Regions from separate parts of the Homo sapiens genome. Here region 2 is linked to region 1. A link is a loop called in an ENCODE intact Hi-C map of the cell type or tissue named here. Cell type or tissue: CD4-positive, alpha-beta T cell. All regions are shown on one strand. Links, peaks and the distances in the headings refer to the core of each region. The heading gives the core; the rest is flanking DNA. Region 1 overlaps TRMT2B (tRNA methyltransferase 2B). Region 2 overlaps CSTF2 (cleavage stimulation factor subunit 2).

The links. Peaks named below come from ENCODE experiments on the same cell type or tissue, not always from the same donor. Only the 100,000 strongest peaks of a DNase experiment are listed, where the experiment ranks them.
Region 2: it touches region 1 in a loop (2.4-fold over the local background); 1 of 110 quality-filtered maps calls a loop at or near these places.

What each region holds. Positions count from the first base shown.
Region 1 is chrX:101,033,127-101,037,523 of GRCh38, forward strand. It overlaps TRMT2B (tRNA methyltransferase 2B), which reads right to left. Exons shown (of 14, transcript NM_024917.6): 6 at 3,848-3,947; 7 at 2,487-2,557. Among named protein-coding and RNA genes, the nearest start is that of TRMT2B, 17 kb to the right of the region's middle. In CD4-positive, alpha-beta T cell, for the core only: no CTCF peak of the experiment used is centred there; no DNase peak of the experiment used is centred there.
Region 2 is chrX:100,828,237-100,832,633 of GRCh38, forward strand. CSTF2 (cleavage stimulation factor subunit 2) reads left to right here. Exons shown (of 14, transcript NM_001325.3): 9 at 3,279-3,420. Among named protein-coding and RNA genes, the nearest start is that of CSTF2, 10 kb to the left of the region's middle. RefSeq lists enhancers at 1,584-1,693, 1,704-1,823. In CD4-positive, alpha-beta T cell, for the core only: no CTCF peak of the experiment used is centred there; a DNase peak (open chromatin) is centred at 1,705; H3K27ac peaks cover 1,651 bases.

The sequences.
Region 1 (4,397 bases), core at 216-4,215:
GCCCCTATAATCCCAGCTACTTGGGAGGCTGAGGCAGGAGAATTGCTTGAACCCAGGAGGTGGAGATTGCAGTGAGCCAAGACTGCGCCATTGTAATCCAGCCTGGGCGACAAGAGCAAAACTCCAAGTCAAAAAAAAAAAAAAGAAAGAAAAGAAATTAGCAATTGGTTTACAGAAAATGAAGGAGGCTGGGTGCGGTGGCTCACACCTGTAATCCCAGCACTTTGGGAGGGCGAGGCGGGCGGATCACCTGAGGTCAGAAGTTCGAGACCAGCCTGGCTAACATGGTGAAACCTCGTCTCTACTAAAAATACAAAAATGGGCCAGGCGTGGTGGTGTGTGCCTGTAATCCCAGCTACCCAGGAGGCTGAGGCAGGAGAATTGCTGGAACCTGGTGGGTGGAGGCTGCAGTGATCCAAGATCTCGCCACTGCACTACAGCCCGGGCGACAGAGCGAGACTCCATACACAAAAAAATAAAGAAAGAAAGAAAGAGAAGAAAGAAAACAAAGCAAATGGAAAAATGAGGTAATTATTCATGCCAATAAAAACAAAAAGATGCAAAATACATTATACTATTAATATGTAGGACTATGCAACTATAAAAAAGTCAAGTATATTATTCTGTGAAAAAAAATCAAGATGCAGAACAATGTATACAGTAGGCTGCCTTTTAACTATGAAAGCGGGGAAGACACAAATATCTATTAACATTTCCTTTTTTTTTTTTTTTTGAGACAGAGTTTCACTCTTGTTGCCCAGGCTGGAGTACAGTGGCATGATCTTGGCTCACCGCAACCTCCGCCTCCTGGGTTCAAGGGATTCTCCTGCCTCAACCTCCCAAGTAGCTGGGATTACAGGCATGCACCACCACATCCAGCTAATTTTGTATTTTTAGTAGAGACAGGGTTTCTCCATGTTGGTCAGGCTGGTCTTGAACTCCTGACCTCAGGTGATCTGCCCGCCTCGGCCTCCCAAAGTGCTGAGATTACAGGCGTGAGCCACCGTGCCTGGCCTACATTTTTTTTTTTTTTGAGACATGGTCTCGCTCTGTCACCCAGGATGGAGTGCAATGGTGCGATCTCAGTTCACTGCAACCTCTGCCTCCCAGGTTCTAGCGATTCTCATACCTCAGCCTCCTGAGTAGCCAGGACTATAGGCGTGCGCCACTACGCTCGGCTAATTTTTGTACTTTTAGTAGAGATGGGGTTTAGCCATGTTGGCCAGGCTGGTCTCGAACTCCTGACCTCAAGTGATCCACCCGCCTTAACCTCCCAAAGTGCTGGGATTACAGGCATGAGCCACCATGCCTGGCCTACATTTTCTGAAATCAGCAAAAATAAAAAAAAAAATTTTACCCATGGCAGGGAGGGAACTGGGTAGAGGGGTCAGAGGTGAAAGCTAGACCTCCCTGAATATACCTTTATTTTGTAGACTTGATTTTGGAACCTAGTAAATATTTTTTTAAAGTATAAAACAAAATTTAAATTTTAAAAAATCTGTAAAATTTGAAAGCAAAATGGAAAAAAAAAGAACCTGTGTATCAAGTATCCAGTTAGTGGCTTAACTACAGAGTGGAATTATTTCAAGGGACACAGTAATTTGACATAAAGAACTAGAAAAAGACCAGGCGCAGTGGCTCACACCTGTAATCCCAGCACTTTGGGAGGCCGAGGTGGGTGGATCACTTGAGGTCAGGAGTTCAAGACCAGACTGGCCAACATGGTGAAAACCCATCTCTACTAAAAATTCAAAAAGTAGCTGGGTGTGGTGGCATGGGCCTGTAGTCCCAGCTACTTGGGAGGCTGAGGCATGAGAATTGCTCAAACCCAGGAGATGGAGGTTGCAGTGAGCTGAGATCATGCCTCTGCACTCCAGCCTGGGCGACAGAATGAGACTGTCTCAAAAAATAAAAAATAAAAAATAAGTGTCTCAGAGGTCAGGCACGGTAGCTCATGCCTATAATCCCAGCATACTCTGGGATACAGAAGGTGGCAGAATTGCTTGAGGCCAGGAATTCGAGACCAGCCTGCACAACATGGCAAGACCTCATCCAAGAAAGAAAGAAAAGAAAGAAAGAAAAAAACGTATCAGAGGCCAAGCTCATGATGTACTATCTTATCACCACTTCACCTCATATTCCTCAATTCTGTTCTGCTGAAAACACTAGCCTTCCAAATACTTCAGACACCTGACACTTGCTATAGTACCCTCATCAGCACTTCTTCCTAATACATCCCTACTATGAAAAAGTCCTTAGATGCCTGATACTTACAATAATGGACACAGTTCTCTCTTCCCCTCTCCACTCTTTCTGAAATGAAAACCTAGCAATGTTTTCTCCATAGTTAGAAGGTATGCTTTCAGTACAGAGCCCCTCCTTCCCTCTAGCACTAGAATTGGCTCTATTATCAAAATGTCAGGGATGTTGCTGTTGTAGACTACAATGCTCCAGGCCATTCTCAACCAGCTCTTGTTCCATTTTACCTGCGCCACTTGACTGTGTTTCTCAGGGATGTTTTTCAGATGATTAGACTGCACACAGACAACGTTCCCATCTATGGAAAGAAAAATAATTTGCATGGTTTTATTCTTAAAAGATTATTTAAAAGAAAATGCCTGGCAACTCAAATTTCTATCGTCAAAGTGGCATATGTAGATATGAAGAAGCAAATACAATCTCATGGCCACTTTTCAGAGAAAACCTAATTATTTCCTGGTCTAGCCATTAAGCAGCTAATTATTTATGAAGCTACTCAATATTTTCTCTCACGCCACAAATGCACTATATGACGTCTGTTTTCTGTTCAGATTTTAAGAGGGAAATAAAATGTAATGGGTTTTATTTTTCTATTACTGAATAATAGAACACTGACGTCACAGTCATTTAATTCAGCACACAGGAGGGAAAAAAGCCAAGTGCACGCCCTAACGAACTGTAGTTTAAGGCATATGGATATTAAACTGTGTGACTAATATCAAATGATGGTATTTCAAGTGGATTTATTGAAAATGGGCAAACAGAAAGCTCAGGAATGGGCCAAGCACAGTGGCTCATGCCTGTAATCCCAGCACTTGGGGAGGCTAAGGCGAGTGGATCACCTGAGGTCAGGAGTTCAAGACCAGCCTGGCCAACATAGCGAAACCCCGTCTCTACCAAAAATACAAAAATTAGCTGGGTGTGGTGGTGCACACCTGTAATCCCAGCTACTCAGAGGCTCAGACAGGAGAATCACTTGAACTCGGGAGGCGGAGGTTGCAGTGAGCCGAGATCACACCACTGCACTCCAGCCTGGGTGACAGTGCGAGACTCCATCTCAAAAAAAAAAAAAAAAAAAAAGCTCAGGAATGGAATCTGGGAAGGGATAACTGAAAGTAAGTTTCAGAAATATGCCACTGTGATTCCCCTCACCGATACACACCTCCCCTACCAATTCTTTTAAGGTAGATTTACCACAGAAATAATTTTCAGAGATATGGGGATGTGAAATAGGAAGACAACTCTAACAAGGAGATTGCTCCCACTGCAGAAAGCAGCATAAAATGATGATGACAACAATGATGATGAGACAGCAGCAGCAACAACGCCAGCATTTACTAAGTGTTTACTAGGTATCAGGCATATATGGCTTTTAGAGGAAGAAAGGGCGAGGGTTGCATTTTCTATCACTGTGTTACAATGACTACCCATTAGCAGTATCCGTAATCAACCTTGTGATCACGTTCTGCATCAAAGACTTCCAATTTAATCTTCTTCTTTAAGGCCACCGTATTTTCCACTTCTACTGACACTTCTCTGCACCCTTTCATTCCTCTTCAGTCTTTGGTTTATACAACCTTCAACTGACCTCTCCAAGTTCCCAGGTAGAACCCCACAGTCTTTGGATTGCCATCTGGACCTCGGTTCACAGAGAAGGTGGACTTATTTCGGTAACCATTGATGACAGGCTGGAGAGGGCAGAAGGACAGGAGGGGGATGAGAGGTCAAATGAAACCAAGGAAGATAACAATAAAGGGAAAGCAGGAATGTTCTCTGGATGAGGACAAATAAGGTTTGCTTGGAGGGTATGGCATATGTGAAAGTCTGTGGCTAAGAAGATCAAGACAGTCCATAGAAGGGGAGTTCCAATCTTGCCATAAAGCAGGAGTCAACAAACTACTTATGTCAAGAGCCAAAGAGTAAATAATTTAGGGCTTTGCAGGCCATATGGTCCCTGTTGCAACTACTCAACTCTGCCATCATAGTGCAAAAGCAGCCATAGACAATACATAAACAAGTGAGCTTGGCTGTGTTCCAATAAAACTTTATTTACAAAATCAGGCAGCAAGACAGAATTGGCCTAAAAGCTGTAGTCTGCTAACCCCTGCCATAAATTAAATTCCACTCTTCTGAGGCCA
Region 2 (4,397 bases), core at 176-4,175, 200 kb before region 1:
AACTCAGTTCCTCAGTCACAATAGCCACATTCCAAGTGCTCAGTGGCCACAGGTGACTAGTGGATACCATACAGGACATTACAGATATAGAACATTTCTATCATCGTAAAAAGATCTATTGGACAGTGCTGGTCTAGACTTTCCACCTGGTGATTCAGAGTCCAGCTCTACAAGAATTGATAATGAAGCAAGTGGATCGTTTGTTTCCTGATTCCTAGTCTAATAATTCCACTGACATGTTCTCTCTCCCTGTATGGATATCTGTTGACTGAGTAAGGAATTTTAATAATGAGCATGTAAATATGTGGCTGGGTATGTAGAAGACTAGATTTAAACCCCAGAGAAAACTGGGAGGGAATCATAGGTCTGTAACGCCTACTTAATGAACATATGTTGTACCGTGGCTGTACTGCTATATACAACAGTAGCTGCTGCTCCAAAATCTCCATGTTGTTTCTTCATGTTACTGGAGTTTGAAGGACAAGAAAGTGCAGTGGTTCAGTTGGAAACAATGTTAGGAGGAGAGATCGTAAGAAAAGAGAAGGAACTGAGTGCATACTATATGCCAGGCACTTTAATTTTCATAAATAATCTTGTGAGTTAGGTGGCAGCACCTCAGTTTTACAGGCAAAGAGTTGGAAGCTCAGAATAAGTTACTTTCTCAAGGGGACAAGGTAAGTAAATATTAATGTATGAGTAATGTGGACTGGATTTGGTGCTCTTATTTTCTCTTCCAACTAGTAAGTGGCAGAGCTAAGATTCAGAAGTCTTTGACTCCAGAATCTGTCCTCTTTCTGTCACTCCACACTGCCTCTGTTAACTTCCAAGCATATTCTTCAGTGTCTTCTACTCTTATTCCTTGGGAATAAAATGATGGGAAAGACTGCTTTGGACAAGCATAGAGAAGCTTAAGGTTTTTTCTTTTGTAGCATATGGTTTATAAGTGGAACCCATTTAAAAAGCAAAATATTGGCCAGGCGCAGTGGCTCATGCCTGTAATCCCAGCACTTTGGGAGGCTGAGGTGGGTGGATTGCTTGAGCTCAGAGGTTTGAAACTAGCCTAGACAACATGGCAAAACCCCGTCTCTATAAAAAATACAAAAACTAGTTGGGCAATGGTGGTGTGCACTTGTGGTCCCAGCTACTTGGGAGGCCGAAGTGGAAGGATCACTTGAGCCCAACAGGTTGAGACTGCAGTGAGCCATAATCGGGCACCACTGCACTCCAGCCTGGGCAACAGAGCAAGACCCTGTCTCAAAGAATATATATATATACACACACACACACATATATATACACACATACATACATAAACATTAATATACAAGCCTGTGGTTTTTACACTGGGGTTGGTTGCTGAAGTGACAGAATTAACTTTTTCTTGTTAGAAGTCTGACAGCAGGACAAACTCCCTGGCCAAATATCTCATATTTTCTCTAAGCATCCAATGCTTTTGTGCTATTGTACATCCCTCTATCCCCACCGCACCACTGTCAATAGATCATATATGTTCCCCAGAGTATTTCTGCAGTAATGAGAAGGTATTAGGGTTTCAGTCATACTTCTGCCTGTCATGGGGCCAGCCCTCAATCCATCAGGTTTTAGCTGTTTAACGCATACTTGCACAAGACATCTTCCTATTATAGTTATCTTCACCTTTTTGTCAGAAATTGGCAAAGGGAAGTGACTCATGTTTTGAGGGTATTTCCAGGATGTCTTCATGCAGAGACTAAGTGAGATGAGCTTTCTTTTATAGTTTCCTTCAGTACCCAGCAGAGGAAGCAAGAGTCTTTTCGTGTGTGCCTAGTTTGTCTTACTTTTCCTGAAATCCATGCTGCTTTTAATGCTGAAAGGAGATGGAGATGTTTGAGAAGATACTTCTTGCTTCCCTGCCATGTTTGTTTAGTGTCGGTTCCCATGTCATCTCATTAGTCTTTGTTTGCTGTTGTCATGATGTTTATTATCAAAGACTTGCTGTGGCAGAGTATTTCTTGTGGAGTGATATTCTCTTTCATCATGTAAAGTTCATTCACTGCATTTCCCCATCTGATACATTTTTGACAGCAGAAATTTTTGTGCTTTAAAATGTGACAAAAATAGAATTGCCGTACTTCAGTTATGGCCGTTTCAGAATGAATCTTGCCTTCCAGATTCAGTGCAGTTTCTTTTATGTTTTGCTTCTGAAACTACATTTATGTTCTTTGCATAACTAGAAGATTCAAAACTATCCTTTTTATATATTTTTTTCCTAATGATTTCATAAGGAGACCTAACGGAAAACTAGTAGCAGAGGTGAAAATCGAAAATGTCAGGTTATTCCCACCTAGATCAAACCAGTGCCCCCATGGGATTCCCTTTCAAAAGCTATCTGGTCAAAATGGAACTATTTCAGAGACCCAAAGGAGCTAGTGTAGTTTAGGGAGATTTTGTAGCCTGGAGCAAGCCGATGAACTCTTGGCTTTTTAACTTATATATGTAAATCTCAATCTCCATGTGTGTGTGTTTCTGCGTGTGTATGCAAGCTATTTTAAGTGTCTGCTCTTTCTCCTTTTGAACTTACTGCTTACCTAGGAACCCTACAGCACTCGCCCGTGGGACCCGCCGGGCCTGCATCAATTGAGCGAGTTCAAGGTACCCATTGTATCTGTGGGTTTCCTTTTGCTTGTGGTGTTCAGGGTGGGACGTTGAGAGGAAAAGAGCTGCGTGGCAGTCATCCTCGCGTTCAGAACCCAAAAGGGTAGTGTTTTTGGGTTTTTGTTTTTTTAATTTTTTCCTGTTGAGGCCACAAGCCTAAGATTGACCTCTTCACACAGGGCAGAGAACATGGATGATATGGGCATCTGTCCGAGGCTGTACTCCCTCCCTACTGGTGTCAGGAGGCTTGGATGGAATAGCAGTCTGTAAGGAGACAGCGGGTTCTTGCAGAGCCATGGCAGTGTTCACATATGCCAAGACTCTACCTCTGTTTTGTGACTCTGGTCCTTGAACTAAGATTGATTAGAAGGAAAACCAGGAGCATAAGTTTCTCCAGGTCGCAGTGCTAGTCCTTGGCAGGTTGCTCCCCAGTTTGCTCTTTATATAATTCCATCCATACCTCTGACATGGCACAGATTCTGCCTACACCCTGCTTCTGTTCTTGAGCTGCAAGAGGATTCTGCTGTGGTGAGGTTTCACCCACTCTAAGGTGTCTGAATTATGTTGTCAGTGGTATATAGAGTCATTTCTTGTTTGCTTATGTGTCTTTCACAGCAGTAACTCCCCGTTTGTTTCCCTGTCAGTGCCGATGCAAGACCCCAGAGCAGCTATGCAGCGGGGATCCTTGCCTGCGAATGTCCCAACCCCTCGAGGCTTGTTAGGAGATGCTCCGAATGATCCACGGGGAGGCACTTTACTTTCTGTAACTGGAGAGGTAGAGCCTAGGTAAGCACTAACATAGAAGGAAACAGTTGAAGAAATCAGAATTGTCCCTTCTTCCCTGAGAACAAAATCTTTCTGTACCAGTTGTACCTGTTTGCCTACTTCAAAAGGTAGATCAATATTCATGGCCACTGTCCAAGGGTAAGCACTTCTCCTAAGGCAGAACTATGTACTTGAGTATGTCATTTTGAGCTATTATATTTTTAGAAATTGGAAATTTTAGTATACATACTTGAACAGGGAAATTTATAGTAGTGGAAATATTAATAATAGCAATAATAGGCCGGGTGCAGTGGCTGACGCCTATAATCCCAGTACTTTGGGAGGCCAAGGTGGGTGGATCACTTGAGGTCAGGAGTTCGAGACCTGCCTGGCCTACATGGTGAAATCCCATCTCTACTAAAAATAGAAAAATTAGCCGGGCGTGGTGGCGGGCGCCTATAATTACAGCTACTGGGGAGGCTGAGGCAGGAGAATCGCTTGAACCCAGGAGGTGGAGGTTGCAGTGAGCCGAGGTCATGCCACTGCACTCCAGCCTGGGCAACAAGAGTGAAACTCCATTTCAAAAGTAAATAAATAAATAAAATAATGATAGTAATAATAATTGACATTAATGGGGATCATGCCTCTGACTCTGCTCTGAGTACTTTACTTAGATCATCTTATTAAATCCACAAGATCCTGTGAGATGGATACCATTATTAGTCCCATTTTACACGTGAAACTGATGTGTGGAAAAGTTAAATAATGTGTCCAATATCACACAGCTAATAAGTGATAGAGCCTAGATTTGAACCCATACAGTCTGAATCCAGAGCTCATGTTCTTATGCATTGTTCTGCAAACTCATACATATAATGAATATTCGTTGATTCCTCCCTAATTATGAACCAAATAACGAAATTCTAGAATACATGGATTTATATCTCTGTAGCTTTTCTTCCATCTATTTGGTGTTATTTTCTTGTTAGTATTCATAG